3 separate regions of the Homo sapiens genome follow, and regions 1 and 2 are each linked to region 3. A link is a loop called in an ENCODE intact Hi-C map of the cell type or tissue named here. Cell type or tissue: endothelial cell of umbilical vein. All regions are shown on one strand. Each heading gives the region's core, and the rest is flanking DNA. Links, peaks and the distances in the headings are about the cores only.

The links. Hi-C counts contacts between places; a loop is a spot of excess contacts. Peaks named below come from ENCODE experiments on the same cell type or tissue, not always from the same donor. Only the 100,000 strongest peaks of a DNase experiment are listed, where the experiment ranks them.
Region 1: it touches region 3 in a loop (2.0-fold over the local background); 6 of 110 quality-filtered maps call a loop at or near these places.
Region 2: a loop joins it to region 3, with 2.0 times the contacts of the local background. A loop is called at or near these places in 3 of 110 quality-filtered maps.

Annotation. Positions count from the first base shown.
Region 1 is chr13:100,438,694-100,444,361 of GRCh38, reverse strand. All of the region lies in intron 20 of PCCA (propionyl-CoA carboxylase subunit alpha), which reads right to left. Among named protein-coding and RNA genes, the nearest start is that of PCCA-AS1, 39 kb to the left of the region's middle. In endothelial cell of umbilical vein, for the core only: no CTCF peak of the experiment used is centred there; DNase peaks (open chromatin) are centred at 3,171, 3,341 and 5,361; H3K27ac peaks cover 713 bases.
Region 2 is chr13:100,480,586-100,486,253 of GRCh38, reverse strand. All of the region lies in intron 21 of PCCA (propionyl-CoA carboxylase subunit alpha), which reads right to left. It overlaps PCCA-AS1 (PCCA antisense RNA 1), which reads left to right and starts at 5,239. Exons shown (of 5, transcript NR_047686.1): 1 at 5,239-5,274. It overlaps LOC107984574 (a long non-coding RNA gene), which reads left to right and starts at 5,047. Exons shown (of 3, transcript XR_007063850.1): 1 at 5,047-5,134. In endothelial cell of umbilical vein, for the core only: no CTCF peak of the experiment used is centred there; a DNase peak (open chromatin) is centred at 2,233.
Region 3 is chr13:100,390,075-100,395,742 of GRCh38, reverse strand. The region is part of intron 19 of PCCA (propionyl-CoA carboxylase subunit alpha); the gene reads right to left. It overlaps LOC124903201 (a long non-coding RNA gene), which reads right to left and starts at 4,540. Exons shown (of 2, transcript XR_007063854.1): 1 at 3,028-4,540; 2 at 1-2,890. RefSeq lists enhancers at 2,674-2,968, 2,237-3,436. In endothelial cell of umbilical vein, for the core only: no CTCF peak of the experiment used is centred there; DNase peaks (open chromatin) are centred at 1,482 and 2,822; H3K27ac peaks cover 3,194 bases.

The DNA of each region.
Region 1 (5,668 bases), core at 491-5,490, 48 kb before region 3:
CGTGGTGGTGGCACCTGTAATCCGAGCTACTCAAGAGGCTGAGGCAGGAGAATCACTTGAACCTGGGAGGTGGAGGTTGCAGTGAGCCAAGATTGCACCACCACTGCACTTCAGCCTGGGAGACAGAGCGAGACACCGTCTCAAAAAAAAAAAAAAAAATTGTGGGCTGATGAGACAGTTAACAAAAATTTCAGATTAAGGGATGGCACGATGGCATGGCAAGTTTAGGGAATGTTAAGCAGTTCAGCGTGGCCAGAAATAGGGTTGGATGAAGGTGGAAGTGGCAAGAAAGGAAACCAGGAAGGAATTATAAACCCAGGTCAGATCTTGTACAAAGAGAGCTCATACCTGACAAAGTTCTTACAGTTAAGAACTGGAGTGTGACATGCTCATGTTTTAGAAAGACGGTGGTCTGAGGTCATGCTGAAGATACATAGAATGGGGAAGGACGAGGCTAGGAGACCGAGTAAAACACCACTACAATCATTCAGTTAGGAGCCTGATGTGCTAAGCAGCCACAACAGAAGAACTAAGTCTGATTCAGACCTAGGACCTTAGGATGTGGAGAGCAAACAGACCTGAAAGACGATCTCAATTTTGCTCTACAGATGAGGAATCTAAGGCACAGGAATACAAAAAGTAATTTGGCTACCTGCAACTCTGCACAAAAAACTTTAATCTTGGTCCTGAGATTAAAAAAAAAAAAATCACAATAACCCACTGAACTGCTGCGTGGCAAGAAAGTCTGTGCATTCAGCTTCATACGACAAAAACTGCAAAAGCAGCTATACATGGCAGACAAAAATGAATGAATGTGGCTATGTTCTAGTTAACTGCTTATCATCAATAAGATCTGAATGTGACATCATACTTCTCATGGGTCATGAAACATTATTGATTTTTTTTTTTTTTGACAGTGTCTCATGCTGTCACCCAGGCTGGAGTGCAGTGGCATGGTCACAGCTCTCCACAGCAACTGCCTGGACTCCAGCGATTCTCCCACCTCAACCTCCCAAGCAGCTGGACCCACAGGCATGCACCATTGTACCCAGCCAATTTTTAAAAAAATTATTTGTAGAGACAAGGTCTCACTATGTTGCCCAGGCTGGATGAAACATTCTTCTTTAATTTTTTCCCCCAACTATTTAAAAATGTAATAACCACTCAAGTTGTGAGCCCCATAGAAACAGACGGTGCCTCCTGGTCTAAGCCACCAGTACCTCTCACCTGAGGTCTGCAATGGTCAAATCAATGATTTCTCTGTCTCTACCCCAAGGCCTGCAATGATTTAAAAAATCACATCACATCACTCTCCTACCCAAACCCTCCAAACGCTCCACAACATGAATAGAAAGAAACAACACAAAACAAAACAGTTCTTTGGCCCCTAGATGATCTGGTTCTGTCTTCCTCGTTCCACTCTCCCCAACTGGCCTTCACACAAAACAAGCTTGTCCCGTTTCAGAGCCTCTGCTTTGCCCCTTCTGCTACCTGGGACTTCCTTCCCCCAGACTTCTGCACGTTTGCCCCCTCCTCTTCGTAGGTCTCAGCTCAGTGTTAGCTATTCAGAGAGGACTTCCTAGCCATCCTTGCTAAAGCTGCCTTCTCTAGTGACTTTCTATCAATTTCATAGTCTTCATCCAACTTCTTAGTACTAAAATCACCTTATTTAGGTATTTACATGTTTAGTATCTACTTCCCCCTGCTGGAAGGTAAGTCTTGTTCCTTGTTCTATCTGCAGAGTCTAGAACACTGCCTAGGCCATACTGGGCGTTCCCTTCTATGTAGGAGACACTAAAACAATATTATCATTCCTTTGGCTGACACTACAAAGGTTAGATTCATTCCCAGGCAAATAGAAGTAATTTTGTATTATGTAAAATGGAAACAAATTTTCACATTAAAAACAAACTGTATCAATGAATGTGTGACCATAGGTATAAGTACCAATAAGCTGTCCTTAACATTGCATTCAATTTAAAGCAGGTCACAATTACATATATAATGACTGTCACCTTTTTTTCACCACTCTCCCACAGTTTGTAAAGGAAGGAAGGAAGGAAGGACAGGCCAGGCGTGGTGGCTCACGCCTGTAATCCCAACACTTTGGGAGGTCAAGGAAGGCGGATCACTTGAGCCCAGGAGTTTGAGGCCAGCCTGGCCAACATGGTGAAATCCTGCCTCTACTAAAAATACAAAAATTGGCCGGGCATGGTGGCACGCGCCTGTAATCCCAGCCACTCAGGAGGCTAAGGCAGGAGAATCGCTTAAACCTGGGAGGCGGAGGTTGCAGTGAGCTGAGATCATGCCATTGCACTACAGCCTGAGTGACAGAGCAAGACTCTGTCTCAAAAATAAAAAAAAAAAAAAAAGAAAAAAGGAAAAAGAAAAGATTGATGTAAAGAAAAACAGAAATAAAATTTCACTCAGAACTGGAATTTATTTCAATCTTCCCTAGCAGTAAGATATACTTTTCCTAGAGCCTAGGATTAAGATAATTCAGTTTTAGAATCCACAAAAAACAAAGTATTCAATGCCTATCATGAGTCTAATGCATGCCAAAACAAATATGAACTGACCACTTGATATGCTAATAGCAAAATTCTTCATAAAAATTAAGACTTGTATTTGATGAAACATATCCACGCTTATTAAAATATTTTCTGCAAATATTTCATCCCTTTTCCTATTTTAAATGGCACTCCAAAGCCAGATAAAAATGTTCTCCTTTTCTTATTTTGATAGTCTGCTCCAATGTTTACATAATATATTCCTTTTTATTTCTTTAAAAAATACTTTAGAAGATTTTGTTAACAAAATGACTTCAACATTTGTTAGAATCAAATTCATACAAAATTAGCAAAGTTATTCACACAAAGGCAAAAACATTTGCAAAACAATAAATCAAATGTTCCAAAAATACCTTCCTAGGATAATAAAACCAGAGGTAATTTCACCTTTAAAAATAATGTCACTGAACAGTAAGAGGAAGAAATAGTAATAGTTTTCTTTTTCCCCTCACTGATTTCCAACTTGGTAATATGTTTTAAAGGCCATTACTGTGGGATTTGTCTTATCGGTCTGCAGTGCAGCTGTTTGTATTATTTTCCACATTTACTACAATCAGTGTTTATACTACTCAAAATTCTCTTCCTCAGGCAGCAACGAAAATATAATTTTCTAGTTAACAGAAGAGGAGAAAAGCTTGTATGTGTGGGGGTGTGGGAAGGGGAAGTTCAGAAAGACATTTTCCCATTCGGTTAAATTTTAAAAGCAACTCCAAATTATAAAACCCAGAAAACTGCTAAGCTTCTAGGACTACATTACAAAAGCAGGTAGCCTTGCATCAAAATTAATACTTTATACCATAGCTGTAAATACATCCCAGCTGTTAAACTGCCTTGAAATATTTTAAAGCAGAGTCAACAGAGTTATTTCTGTTCTACTGGTGAGCTTGTTTCTAAGATGTGTAGCTGTATTGATATGTCAGGAATGTAAAAAGGATATGGTTAATAATTACTCTTTCATTTCCTACTTCATTCGAAAAATACCAACCTCTACTTATTCTAAGTTATATATTTATATATCCTATATATCCTGAGAGTGTCATGTCACATGCAATGATTCTAGAGAAATCACATGTGTAAAGTACAAAATAATAATGACTTCAAACAGATGGGGGTGGGGGGAACATTTTTAAAACCTGTAAAACACTTTAGGACTGAAAACATAAGACAATTACTTCCCAATTCATTTGTGTACCAGCAAAGTACAGGCAAAAATGTATGCCGCTTTATTTTTCTAATTAAAATATTAATTTTACTATCTATAAACAGTTATTAGGATTAAAACTAAAGTTTATTCTTGGAGGGTGTGGGAGCTATTTTAATCTAAAAAAAACTGAAAAGAAAATAACATTTTTAACTTCCTCTCAAGTAGATATGAAAATCAACAATTTATTTTCTTCAAAACTGAAATTTAAGGTTACAATTTTAAAATTGATTCAAATTCTGTGTGGACAACCATTTGTATATATACTACAGATAGTTTCACAATCTGCAAACAGAATAACATCTCGTCCATCATATTCATGTGCTTGTGTAATATTTTATATTACATAGGCCCACTGGGCATTTTAAGTTATCACGTTTTATATATATATATATATATATATATATATATATATATATATATATATATATATAATTTAATACTCTAGTCATTTCACAACTAATCCATTTAATCTGGTATTCTTCAGTAAATAACATGAGATTCATGTGACACTATTCCAAATTTGTCTGCTTTAACATAGAAAATTAGTTCCACTTAGCTGAATATCAAAGACCTATTCAATATAGAATGCAGTGGTGCTACAATCAGCTCTGCACTGTTATTTATAATAAATTTATCTTCTTTTGAAAATATTTGAGCAAGAATATGAGAAATAGAAAGAAAAAAGTCTTCAAAGGTACAGCATGAATAGCTTCACATCACACAAATGCAGAAATTGTTAGACCTTAGCAGGATCTCAAGATATTTTCAAAAGTATTTAGCTACTCCTCAGGCCTGAAGGCAACCTGCTGTGAGCAGGTGGATAGAAGAAATCACGCCATACAAAGAAACAGGCCAACAGCAGTTAGTCGGCTCTGCTTGCAAATGTTCAAACAACGTGACTATGCACGATGAAAATCTAGTATGTAAAACGCTAACGACAAACAATACATTAAATCCCGGTACACAAACTACACTGTAAGAAATAGAGAACAGCAAAATTGAAGAACTTCTTTCAAGGTCAAAAAAATTACTTCACAGGAATATAGACATAGTAAAAAAATAAAATAAAATAAAAAACTTCTATTCATCCAGCAGGTTCCACACTACAAAGGTTCTGGGGTTTGTGAGGAAAACAGAGAGTGAGCTCACCATGGCCAGGACACAGCGAATCTTCTGTTTGTTTCATCACTTTAATTATATGCCACAGGCAGGAAATCATTCCACGTTTTAAAAATGGTTGTAATTTTTTAAATCTTCTAATGGGAAATTTAAAAAGTTTGTCAGCTAGATGATAAATTCATCTTCTGTTTAAAAATAAATTCAACTCATCTATTCCAAATTTTAAGAGATAAAAACCAAAACTGTGGTTGACATTAAGGGGGAATACTTTAAAAACCATTATGTAGAGTTTTCTCTATCTGTAAACACTCTCTGGTTTACAAAAAATTTTGCCTGTGAGTGGTCTAACCCAGTAACCACTAGCTACACGTAGCTACTGAGAACTTGAAATATGACTGGTGTGACTGAGGAGTTAAATTTTCAATTGTATTTAATGTTAATTTTAAAACTGAAGCAGTGTAATTTTCTGTTAAACCCAACTCCATTGTTTTGGTAGGACTACATTCCACTCTGACCGTTCCATTGTTTAAGATACTGTTGTATTAATGCCAATGTCTATGTTGTTTCTGGTATCACATTAGTAATTTTTAAAAGTCTTTCATGTTGAAATGACAACATTTGGGGTATTATTCTGTGAAAGGGCCATAAATGCAAAGCAGCCCCCAAATGCGGAGGGAGCCAAGAAACCAAAGAATAAGGCAAAGAAACTCAATTTGTTGGTAAAGGGTGTTTTCTTGGGGGAACTTACAGACAGAAGCGTGATCTCGGATGGCTG
Region 2 (5,668 bases), core at 293-5,292, 91 kb before region 3:
CTGGGATTGGTTGATAGACTAAAGAAGAACATCAACCCTCAGATTACCCAGTGATCCATTGAACACCTAGGTGAGTAAAGATGAGATGGGCCAGCCAGAGTCCTTCCTTCAGGAATGACAGAGAATGAGGCAGTTTTCAGGCAGACGGTGGTTTAGAGAATGGCTCATGACACTACGATGGGCTCCGACCTGCCATATGCAGAAACTGTGGGTGGTAGTGGGAATGAAAGCCCCAGTGGGCAGAGGCCAACTCCTGTGTTAGGGGGAGCTCAGGTAGACTAACGGGACTGCACTAGGATGAGTAAGACCTGGGAGCTGCTGTCAATGATGCTAAGGCATCACAGCTTTTGTTCTTAGAGAGCCCTGCTTTAAGCCTCATTCCTAGTACCAGCTTATGTGACCCTGGGAAAATTATTTAACGTCTGTATTTCTCATGAGAAGATTAAATGAAGAGAGAATCTATGGTGCCTCACACATACTGAGTGCTCCATATACATCAGCTCTCCCAGTTACAGTATTATCATTATGACCCAAGCCACTGTGGATCCCAAGAACTGTCAGATAAGATGTTCCCTAGGGTTTGCATGGCTGGCCATTCCTTAAGGTCTCTGTATACATATACCCTTGTAGTACGTTTAGGAAACTTGGATGAATCTCTTGCCAGAAAAATTAACAAAAACAATTCTGTAAGTTCTAGAGTTGGGGTTGCCAGTTCAAAGAGCAGAACTCTTTCAGAGAAACTCCTCTTACAATTGACCTAAGCAATAACTCAACTCTAGAAATGCTCACCACACATGTGCTGACTGGTTTGTAAGTAGCTGTTATAATATGGTTGTGCTATCTGCGTTCAATTTCAACATGGATCCAGAAACCTTGCCTAGAAACTTGCAGAGCACCTTGCCCCATCAGCAGGGCTGCCACAGCTAAGTGGTTCTAGGCAAACACTCAAAGAGGCAAAATATGGGAGAGAAAGAGATGGCTTAGCTAGCCAGTGCTTTAAAGAACAAAGTAGCTGATAGAGAAACACAGGCCCAATCCATGCACCCTTTCCACTGTCATTAAAGCAATGGGGTGGGAACAGCTTTTCTCTTCTACACCCATTCACTCCCTTCCTCCTCTTCAGCCCTGTCCCCCTCTGTTTAGACTGCTAAATATTAAAGCAATCCTTCCCCTCTGATTTTAAACTCATTTCATATGAGAGAGAGAGAGAGGGCAGGAAGGGAGGGAGAGTCAGTGAGAGGAATGTGGAAACGGAAGACAAAACCAGTGTGAAATTTAAGTCGTCTCAGGCCTATATTTCTAAGAACAGCCCTAGGTCCTATCAGTGCATCAAACAGGGAGCAATAAAAACCAAACCAGTCACCACCAGAACTTGCAAAAGAGTTCACAGCAGTGGCTCCTACCGAGGTGCTCACCAGAAGCACTGGGCAGCTAATTCAAAATGGGTGTGAAGCAGCTGCCCAGGTGACTGGCTCCACCCAGACCCTAAATGCTGTTGAGTTAAGATTTATAGTGGAAAAAACAATGGTTTCTTTCAGAGCTCCATTAGTTTCTTCTGAGTTCTAGCTGTCTATTTGATATGTGTTAATATCTGGAAGAAACTGGTATCAATAGTGGACTCTCAAATTCTACATATGCCAAATATATCTACAGGGGGGAAAAAAGAAAAATTCAAACATCTCTAATGCTCTTTCTGTAACTTCAGTCCAGCTTTTATCTCAGAGATCCTGAACGTGTTGTTTAGAAGTCTAGAATGGGAGTGCAGAGGCGACCAGAACACATCAAAAACTTGAGGTGCAGTCTGATGAGTTTCTCTACTCCCTGCTTAGTAAATTTAGAGTTTTCTATTTTTGGAGGACGTAATCCCTATGCACACTGCTTTTAGCATCTAAGCATTTTCCTCAAGATGGGTCAAAGTGTCAAGGGTTTCACGAGAGCCTCTGTCAATTCCTGCAGAACACGGTGGATCTGCTAAAGACTTAAAATAGGGACACAGTCCTTACAGTTTCAGCTTAAGGATCATAAACACAAACGACCACCTGAGACCACAGAGGACCGGATATGAGCTACTTATAGTCATACTGAGCCGGAGAACAAGAATAGCAGGAAAGCGGCCAGTTTTCTTGTAGTGAGGTTCTTTGAAGTAAAGTATTTATTAAACATTATATTATAGTGCATGAAACAAAAATCTTTGAAGGCAGGTTATCCTACTCTGCACAGTGGCCACTGCTAACGAATTACTTCCTTTTCCTCTCAGGTTTTGTTTTTCTATTTGTGAAACTGAAACCCAGATTGTTTTCCTCCATCCATGAAACCAGCTGGCACAAAGCACTCCTTCTGGTAATAATGTCCCATCAATGGAAACAGCATTAAAAACGATTCCAACCCATCACTTCACCATCACACACAAGAGGATGTGCAGATTAGGGAGGTGCTCTCTAAATATTGGTCAGCAACTTCTCTAAAATAGAAAACCAGGCTGTTAAAAATGATAAAATGACTAGAAATGGCAACAATTAAAATGGGGCTTCCATTTTTATTTAAAAGCAAAATTTACCGATTGCATTTCTCACTTCCTAACTCTAGACTGATACGCCTTATTTCAGCTAGCACTTTCTATTTCTCAATAAAGTACCCCAGATATACCAGTAAGAGCCTCATCTTAAAGAAATGTCCAAAAGAAGACCAAGAGGGCGGTATAGTTTATTCTTCTGAACCAATTATTAACTTAAGAGTCTTTGCCTGGGGAAGGAGTACTGAGCAGCAGAACTCCCAATGAGCCAGCACAAACGGTCACATGCTGAAGATGCAATGGAAGAATCCTGGCCCATTGGCCAAAAGGTGTCTCCGGCTAAGTGTGTGCTGAGAGGAGAAAAGGACAGCGCCGGACACATGGCTGGGTCTGTTTCAACGTGGCTGAGAACAGTGGGAAGCTTTTTAAAATCTGGGAATACATCAAAGGGCTAATGCAGATTAAGCCCAGCTCCTTTTTTTTTTTTCCCTGAAAGGCTCACTTTTGTTCCTAATAGAAAGACTTAGATGGTATTTCTTCAGATCATAAAGCAAGTTGTACTTTTAATGATGGAATAAAAATTATAAAAGTAAAACGTGGCTTTTCCTCCCCATTCTTTTTTTCCTTTTTTAAGTGATGAATTCAGGAAAAGACCAGTCTAGGCCAAATTTATCTCTTGTTAACCTTCAGGGATATGGAGTACGCCAAGTATGTTAGTACAAAGTCAAATTTGGATGATGTAGTCATTTTTTGCTAATTCCATTATTAGAAACATTAGATAATATGGTAGTATCTAAGGAATACAGCTTTAAAAATAGTATGCACCTTCACTATCAAGACTGTAAGGCAAAATCAACTTGTGCCCACGACTGAACTTTTGAAATAGAAAATTTTGTTATATCCATGTTAGCCAGGCTGGTCTTGAACTCCTGACCTCAAATGATCCGCCCGCCCCGACCTCCCAAAGTGCTGGGATTACAGGCGTGAGCCACTGCACCCGTGGCATGCACCTGTAATCCCAGCAACTCGGGAGGCTGAGGCAGGAGAATCGCTTGAACCCAGGAGGTGGAGGTTTCAGTGAGCTGAGACTGCACCATTGCATTTCAGCTTGGGGAACGAGCGAACGCTCTCTCAAAACAAACAAACAAAAAACCAAAACAAAAAACCTTGTTATGTCAATAAGAGTATTTCTAAGTGGGTTAGCAGCTCCCTGACAGGCTACCTCTCCAGCCTTCCCAGGCCCACCCATCCTTGGTTCCCTCTCTAGCCTCACAAGACAGCGCTCTTCTCATCACACTCAGGCATTTCACTGGAGCCCCTGATCTCGCTTTGCCCTCCTCTCTTGGAGCCTGCCTCATCAACTGTCCTCTCTTCCCTCTCTATTGGCCCCTTCTCTTCATCCTGAAAGTCAACCTGAGTCATTCCAATCAACAAATTCTCTCTCGACTCTGCATCCCTCCTGGCTACTGCCTTCTGACCTGACCCATGTTCTCCACACAGTCCTCTGCTCTAGCTGCTGCAACCACACTTGCACTCACGACCAAACCAGCCCTACGTGGCTATCGCCACCACTGTTCTTCCTAACTGACAAGCTGTCTCAGGTACCCACAGGTTAGATATTTCAGGGGAAATGACTGTTACAGAAATGTTCATGTTAGAATGAAGAAACAGATCAATACACATCAATCATATTAAAAAGGTGCTTCTAAGACAAAGCATATATTATTTTTATTATTCATATTCAATATTTTAGGAATTAAAGCAACGATGTTTCTGCAAATTTATGGTTTTGAATTGATGGTACGTTGTAATAATGCATAGATAGGGTCTGCCTGAGCTTTCACCCCAGGAACTGTAAACTTTATATTACAGTAGTCCCCCCTTATCCAAGGTTTTAGCTTTCCAAGGTTTCATTTACCTGTGGTCAACCATGGTCCAGAAACATTATATGGAAAATTCCAGAAATAAACAATGTATAAGTTTTAAATTGTGAGTCATTCTGAGTAGTGTGAGGAGATCTTGTGCTGTCCTGCTCCATCCTGCCTGGGTCATAAACCCTCTCTCTCGGGGTCCAGCATCTCCACGCTGTAGACACCCCCACCACCAACCAGTCACTTAGTGGCCATCTCAGTTACCAGATCTACTGTCAGGGGGTCTCAGTGCTTAGGTTCCTTTTTTATTTTTGAGACAGAGGCTGGCTCTGTCGCCCAGGCTGGAGTGCAGTGGCATGATCTTGGCTCGCTGTAACCTCCACCTCCTGGGCTTAAGCCATGCTCCCACCTCAGCCTGCCGAGTAGCTGGGACTACAGGTATGTGCCACCGTGACCGGTGAATTTTTGTGTTTTTTGTAGAGGCAGAGTTTTGCCATGTTGCCCAGGCTAGTCTCAAACTCCCGAGCTCAAGTGATCCACCTGCCTTGGACTCCCAAAATGCTGGGATTACAGGTGTGAGCCACTGTGCCTGGCAGGAACTATTATTTGACTTCACAATGGCCTCAAAGTTCCAAGAGTATGATGCTGGCAATCTGGATATGCCAAAAACCAGCCATGAAGTCCTTCCTTTAGTTAAAAGGTGAAAGTTCTCAAGAAAAAAAAAAGTATGCTGAGATTGCTAAGATCTACAGTAAGAATCAATCTTCTATCCATGAAATTGTGAAAAAGGACAAAGAAATTTGTGCTAGTTTTGCTGCTGTACCTAAAACTACAAAAGTTACAGCCACAGTGTGGGCTAAGTGCCGAGCTGAAATGGAAAAGGCATTAAAGGCAAGCGTATACAGGGTTCGGTCCCATCCGCAGTCTTAGGCATCCCCTGGGGATTTTGACATGGATCCCCCGTGGAGAAGGGGGGCTACTGTACAGTACACTTCCCTTCAGCAAGCCGCATATTCAAGTTCTCTATTTCAGATTCCCCTTCGTGACTGTCATGCAGGAAGCAAAGAAAACCCATTGTGTCCAAGGAAATTTTTACTTTCTCTAGGGATTCAGAAACCTGACTTTCTGATACTCAGAAACTCAGTGCGCATGGGTGAGAAGGCTCGGTAGGGAAGAGGTGCTTTGTAGCTCAGGATCTGCTGGAGCTGAGGGCGTTTTTTGGTTTAATCTAGTTTCACTGTGTGTTTCATGGAGAGGTTCCTCTAGGAACAAAAGGTTCTATGGA
Region 3 (5,668 bases), core at 355-5,354:
AGCTTTTTCAACAAATAAAAACATTACAAAATCATGGAACACTGTACCAAAGGCAGAACCACTAAAAGAATATTTAAATCACATCCATAATTTTAAAAAATTATTTAATTTACACAAATGTAATAAAATATTCCTGAGCCACACCCATAATTCTTTTAAAATTAGGAACTCCACAAGATAGTCACAAGACATAAAACACACAATCAAGAATACAGAGATGGAAACCTAATTGTATATTGGCCCTTTCCGTGAAAACTTTTTCTGACCTATTGCTATTATTGCTCCAAATACATTTTTTAAACTTTTTAAAGCCTTTGTTGATTATTTTTAATCTCTTCAATGGTGGTATATCCCTTGCCACTGAGTTTCAGAAATTGCCACAGTTACGCAGTGCTGAGTCTGGTGAATAAGATGGAAAAGATCAGTTATGGCTAAGAAACAAGACAGAAATATAAGCCTACAGATTCTACAGACTCTTGGATGGAATATGGAAACAAGACACCAAAATAATTTGTGGGCTATATTACTATGTGTTTTCAGTGTGATCTGTGGCTTTGGGATAATTTTAAGCTTGAACAGTCTAAATTAATTTTGTCTTTCCTTAAAGGCAAAGAATAATTAGAAGTCTGAAATTTGCTTTTAGGATTTTTATACAAATCAGGATGTTAGAGCAAAGAAAGTTTTAGATATGCAAACCTGTGCCCATGAGTGTACAGCCCCAAACCCCCTCAAGCATTTCATCCTAAACACAATGCATGAACGGGATTCTGGGAGAGATCACAACCCCCTGAAATGTAATTAGAATCACGGACACAGAAGATAAAAGCTGCCTTGATGATGGAGCACGTCAGACCCTGGACACACAAACTGGAAAGACAAGAAAGCAGTTTTTTCAGAGTAAATTGAAGTAGCTATTCTAATGAAATGTGAAGGTTTAGGGATAATTTAAAAAATATTAGTAGTAGGACATATTTTTTAAAAAACATAATTTTACTATGAAGGATATATTTCATTCTTTCAACATATTTATTGAGAAGCAGACCTGACCTGTGCACTGTAGGCAAAGTGAATCAAAATGCAATTACTATTTGGGTCATGGTAACCCTTGTTAGTTGATTCACTTTGTTTTTGTGGTTAATATAAGCTTCTGAAACAAACAACTACCCTGTTACCAGATTCAGTTACTGGTTTCTATCTTATATTTTGGGTTTAGGGAATTACTCAAGTTTACGCCTATTTTCAGTTCATGCCTCTCATAAGCAAAATCTGCAAACACACAGCTGCTGTGATAGTCTGACAGAGATCCATTCCACAGACCTCTGACTGCCACCAAGAACCAGCGCTGATGCAAAAGGAACCTCGCTGAAGAAAGCTGTGTTTTCTTAATAATAACAGTTGTATAAACATAAGGTCTTCTCAGTTAAAGGGAAACCAACATCAAAAAGCAGTACAACATAGAACCCTAAACCCCTCTTTCTTTGAAGAAACCCGTTTGAAGCGAGGTGTTTCTAGTTATGGATGAATGAAATGAGAATTCAGTTGCAACAAACGGACATCCAGTTCTACGAAGGACTAATTAAATCCATCTGAGAAGCTGCATCTCAAACCGCCTCACACATTTCAAAGGAAAGCACTCCTCTGCCTTTTGCTAAGACATCAAAACACTCAGTCACAGCTGACGCATACAGAGGCTCTACAACAATGTTATTTTTATGGACTACAAAGCTCCACAAAAGTAATGTTAAGAGTTTGCACTATTTCATGACTAAAAATTCAGAGTTAAGGCAGAACATTTCTATGTATCACTATCTGAAATTTCTTTCCAGCCTCCAACTAGTTTTGTAGATCTTCTACCTGATCTCAAAACAAAAACAAAACAGATGCATCAGTCTTTAATGTGTTTCATATACTTGCTAAGTAGAAGTGGTTAAAAAATTAATCAAAGAATTAGTCCTAGTTGCACCATTAACTTTTTTTCCTTATAAACAAAACCAGGATTTTGATGTTCAATTAAGACTCTTGAGTAGGCAGGGTCCGGTAACTCATGCCTGTAATCCCAACACTTTGGGAGCCCGAGGTGTACAGATCATGAGATCAAGAGTTCAAGACCAGCCTGACCAACATGGTGAAACCGCATCTCTTCTAAAAATACAAAAATTAGCCAGGCACGGTGGCGGGCGCCTGTAAACCCAGCTACTAGGGAGGCTGAGGCAGGAGAATCGCTTGAACCCGGGAGGCAGAGGTTGCAGTGGGCTGAGATCACGCCATTGCAATCCAGCCTGGGTGACAGAGCGTGACTCCATCTCAAAAAAAAAAAAAAAAAAAGACTCTTCAGTAGTTAATAAAAGCCAGCAGAAGCAGCTGCTGAAAACTTTAAAAACTTGGTTTGACAAAAATACTCCATTTAACAGCCATTTTTTGGCCTTTAAAGTGGTAAAAGAAAGTTATATTCAGAATTTGGGATATTATCCCAACAGGATAATGTGGTGTTAGTGTCTATCCTCCCAGGATTTTCTGCCTGTCATTGGTTATGGTGAGCTCATATAATCATATTGAGCAATCGTGTTTTTTTCTTAAAGAACGCTATTAAATGTGACACAACCCATAAGCAGGAGAAATTCAATTCTTCAACATTTTCTTTTCAACATACATAGAGAGACATACAACTAACACCATCCAGATGGTTGCTAACATTCAGAGTTTCTTCCCATGGCAGAAGACCTTAGTAAAAAGAGAAGCAGGAGCCGTCAGGAGGCCCCAGGCTTCTGGCTTCTCTCTTTACTTACCAAGTAACCTTGGGTGAGTCACTTGACCTTCCCTGGGTGAGTCACTTCCCTGGGTGAGTCACTCAACCTTCTCATCCCCTCTTGCTGTTAAGTGAGGAGTTGCCCTAGGACAGCCAAATTCCTGTAAGTTTTGAAAGTCTGTGACTTTTTTCTCCAAATGTGAATTCATTAAAACGCTACATGGATTCTGTTTGGAATCCCACTTATCAGTTATTCACACAATGGAAACATGGTAACTTACCACCTCTCTGCTACCTCCTCTGCCCCAAGGAAATTTCAGGCATTCCATGACAGTTTGGTAAATTAACTCCAATTCAAAAGTTTTCAGGTCACAGGAAATTTTATAGAAGAGATTAAATTTCTGGAAATTAACACACTGCTACATTACTGACAGAGAAAAAACTGTGAAGAATAAGGCAGATTTTGTTGACCCTTCAATTTTAAAAAGAGTAAAAAATGCCTATGCTTTGATATTTGAAATCACATTTCCTAGGTGCTAAATTTATAAATAAAATCATTGTTTTCTTTAATCACAACAAATTAAACTAGCAAACACATTGACTGAATTTTGATATCCCATTATGTAACTAGTTTGTTAAGGTGTATGAAAGGCAATTGTCAACGCATATCTGCCTGTATTTTTTGGAGACAACATTCTAATTTATTAAAGAGTTTCCATGACCACTAGGGAAGCAGTTTTTGGAACTCCTTCCTTCCCGCTTCACTGTTCTCTCTCTTCCTTCCTTCCTTCCTTCCCCAACTCCTCTACCCTGCCCCCAATGAATATTTCCTGAGAAGTACAAGAAGTGTGACAGTGAACAAGACTAGGTCCTTGCCTTTACAAAGCTCCTATTTTAGTGTGAAGAGGCTGAAATTAAACAAGTGGACAAAGAAATAAACACGAGAACTCAAGTGCATGATAAGCACAATGATGGAAATGAACACCATCTTAAGTGACTAAGGGGTCACTTAAGAGACCAAAAGCTAATTCTGCTTCCAAATATAAAAACACAGAAGACAAAACAAACAGTAACAATAACCCAAAAAACCTCTCATTCAAATTCATGACTAAAAGAATTTGATTAGATATCAAATATGAGCTTACTGAAAATATGATGTTAATGTATTTATTTATGAAAGTGATCTAAATATGTATTCTATTAATTCTCACAAGACACCAATTTGAACACAATTTAGACTTTTGAAAAACGTGTTGATCAATAGTATTCCCTAGAACATACTTTATAAACTGCTCCTATAAAAGCTGGCTAGATAATGAATAATGTCACAATAAAATCGAAACCCATAGTTTAAAGGCCCTTCAGGATCTGCCTATCTCCACCTCCCTCACTGGCACCTCTCCGCCTAGCCTCCCTGTGTCCTGGCCTCCTGGACATGCAGAGCTGCCTTGCACTATCTGACCACATGGATTGATACCCCATCAACTCCTGCTCCACGACTTCAAATGGAAGCTTGGTTAGCCTAGCCCTTCTGTTGTGTTTAAGTCAATTCTTGCTCCCAGCCTCAACAACATTCCACGTACTTCCAATTTCTAATGCCATAATCAACTCCTCCCAGTCTCACCTCACCTCTTCCCCCACAGCAGCCATCACAGGTGAATAAGTCACCAACTCTCCCTTCATCTCCACCCGCTCCTTTGTCCTTTCATATAAAAATGGAACAGAGGCTGGGTGTGGTGGTTCATAAGGTCAAGAAATCAAGACTATCCTGGCCAACATGGTGAAACTCCGTCTCTACTAAAAATACAAAAATTAGCTGGGCGTGGTGGCGTGCGCCTGTAGTCCCAGCTACTTGGGAGGCTGAGGCAGGAGATTCACTTGAACTCGGGAGGTGGAGGTTGCAGTGAGCCAAGATCGTGCCACTGCACTCCAGCCTGGGTGACAGAGCAAGACTCCATTTCAAAAAAAAAAAAGCACAGAGGCCCTTCTCCTAGTTCTTCTTTTTCTCCTTATTCTTTAATCATCAAAAATTCCCTTCTTCTGGCACCTGTTATCAGCACTTAAGAATTTATTAAACCTTTAAAAAGTCAATCCCCTCAACACCATGGCCCACTCTTAACGACCATGCCTTTAGAAGAGTCATTCACTCCACTTGTCCGCATATCTCAATGTCTGAACTCACCACAATTTCATTTCTGGCCCCATTACAACACTGAAATTGTTCTCAATTATTTTCACTAAATCCAATGGATAAATCTCAGCCTTAGTTGTTTTTTTTGTTTTAACATGACTTCTTACATTCACTGGCATCAATGACCTCATCTTCTTAAAACAGCCTCTTCCTTTAAATTCTGAAACAACACAACTTCTTGGGTTTTCTGACACAGTCTCTTTCAATGCTCCTCTTCAGTATCCTTTGCTGATTCTTCTTCCTCTGCCCATCCTTTAAATCTTTAGCATACCTCAAGGTTTCATCTTTCTTGGTCCTCTTCCCTTTTCTACTTTCTCCTCAATTCAACCCGTGTTCAACTGCCATTTATACTACTGGAGACCGAATCTCCCCCAAACTCTCTCCTGGGCCACAGAACCTCACATGCAATGACCCAGGAAACATCTCCACTTGTGTATCTCACAGATCCCTTCAAAATTATGTCTAAAATTGTCTTCCTATTTCTCTAGACGTAACCTCTCTATGCTTCAATTTCCTTATACTTAAAAATAGGACTAATAATAGTACTTATGCTTTATAGGATTGGAATAGAAATGAAAGTAGATTGTACATGTTGACTACAATTGTTGTTAAATAACATATTGCATGTGGATCACTTAGAACAGTGCTTGACACATATTAAATATGCAATATATATTAGCTAATATTATTACTGCTCAATAAATGCACGGTTAATTCTACATCTTAAATCT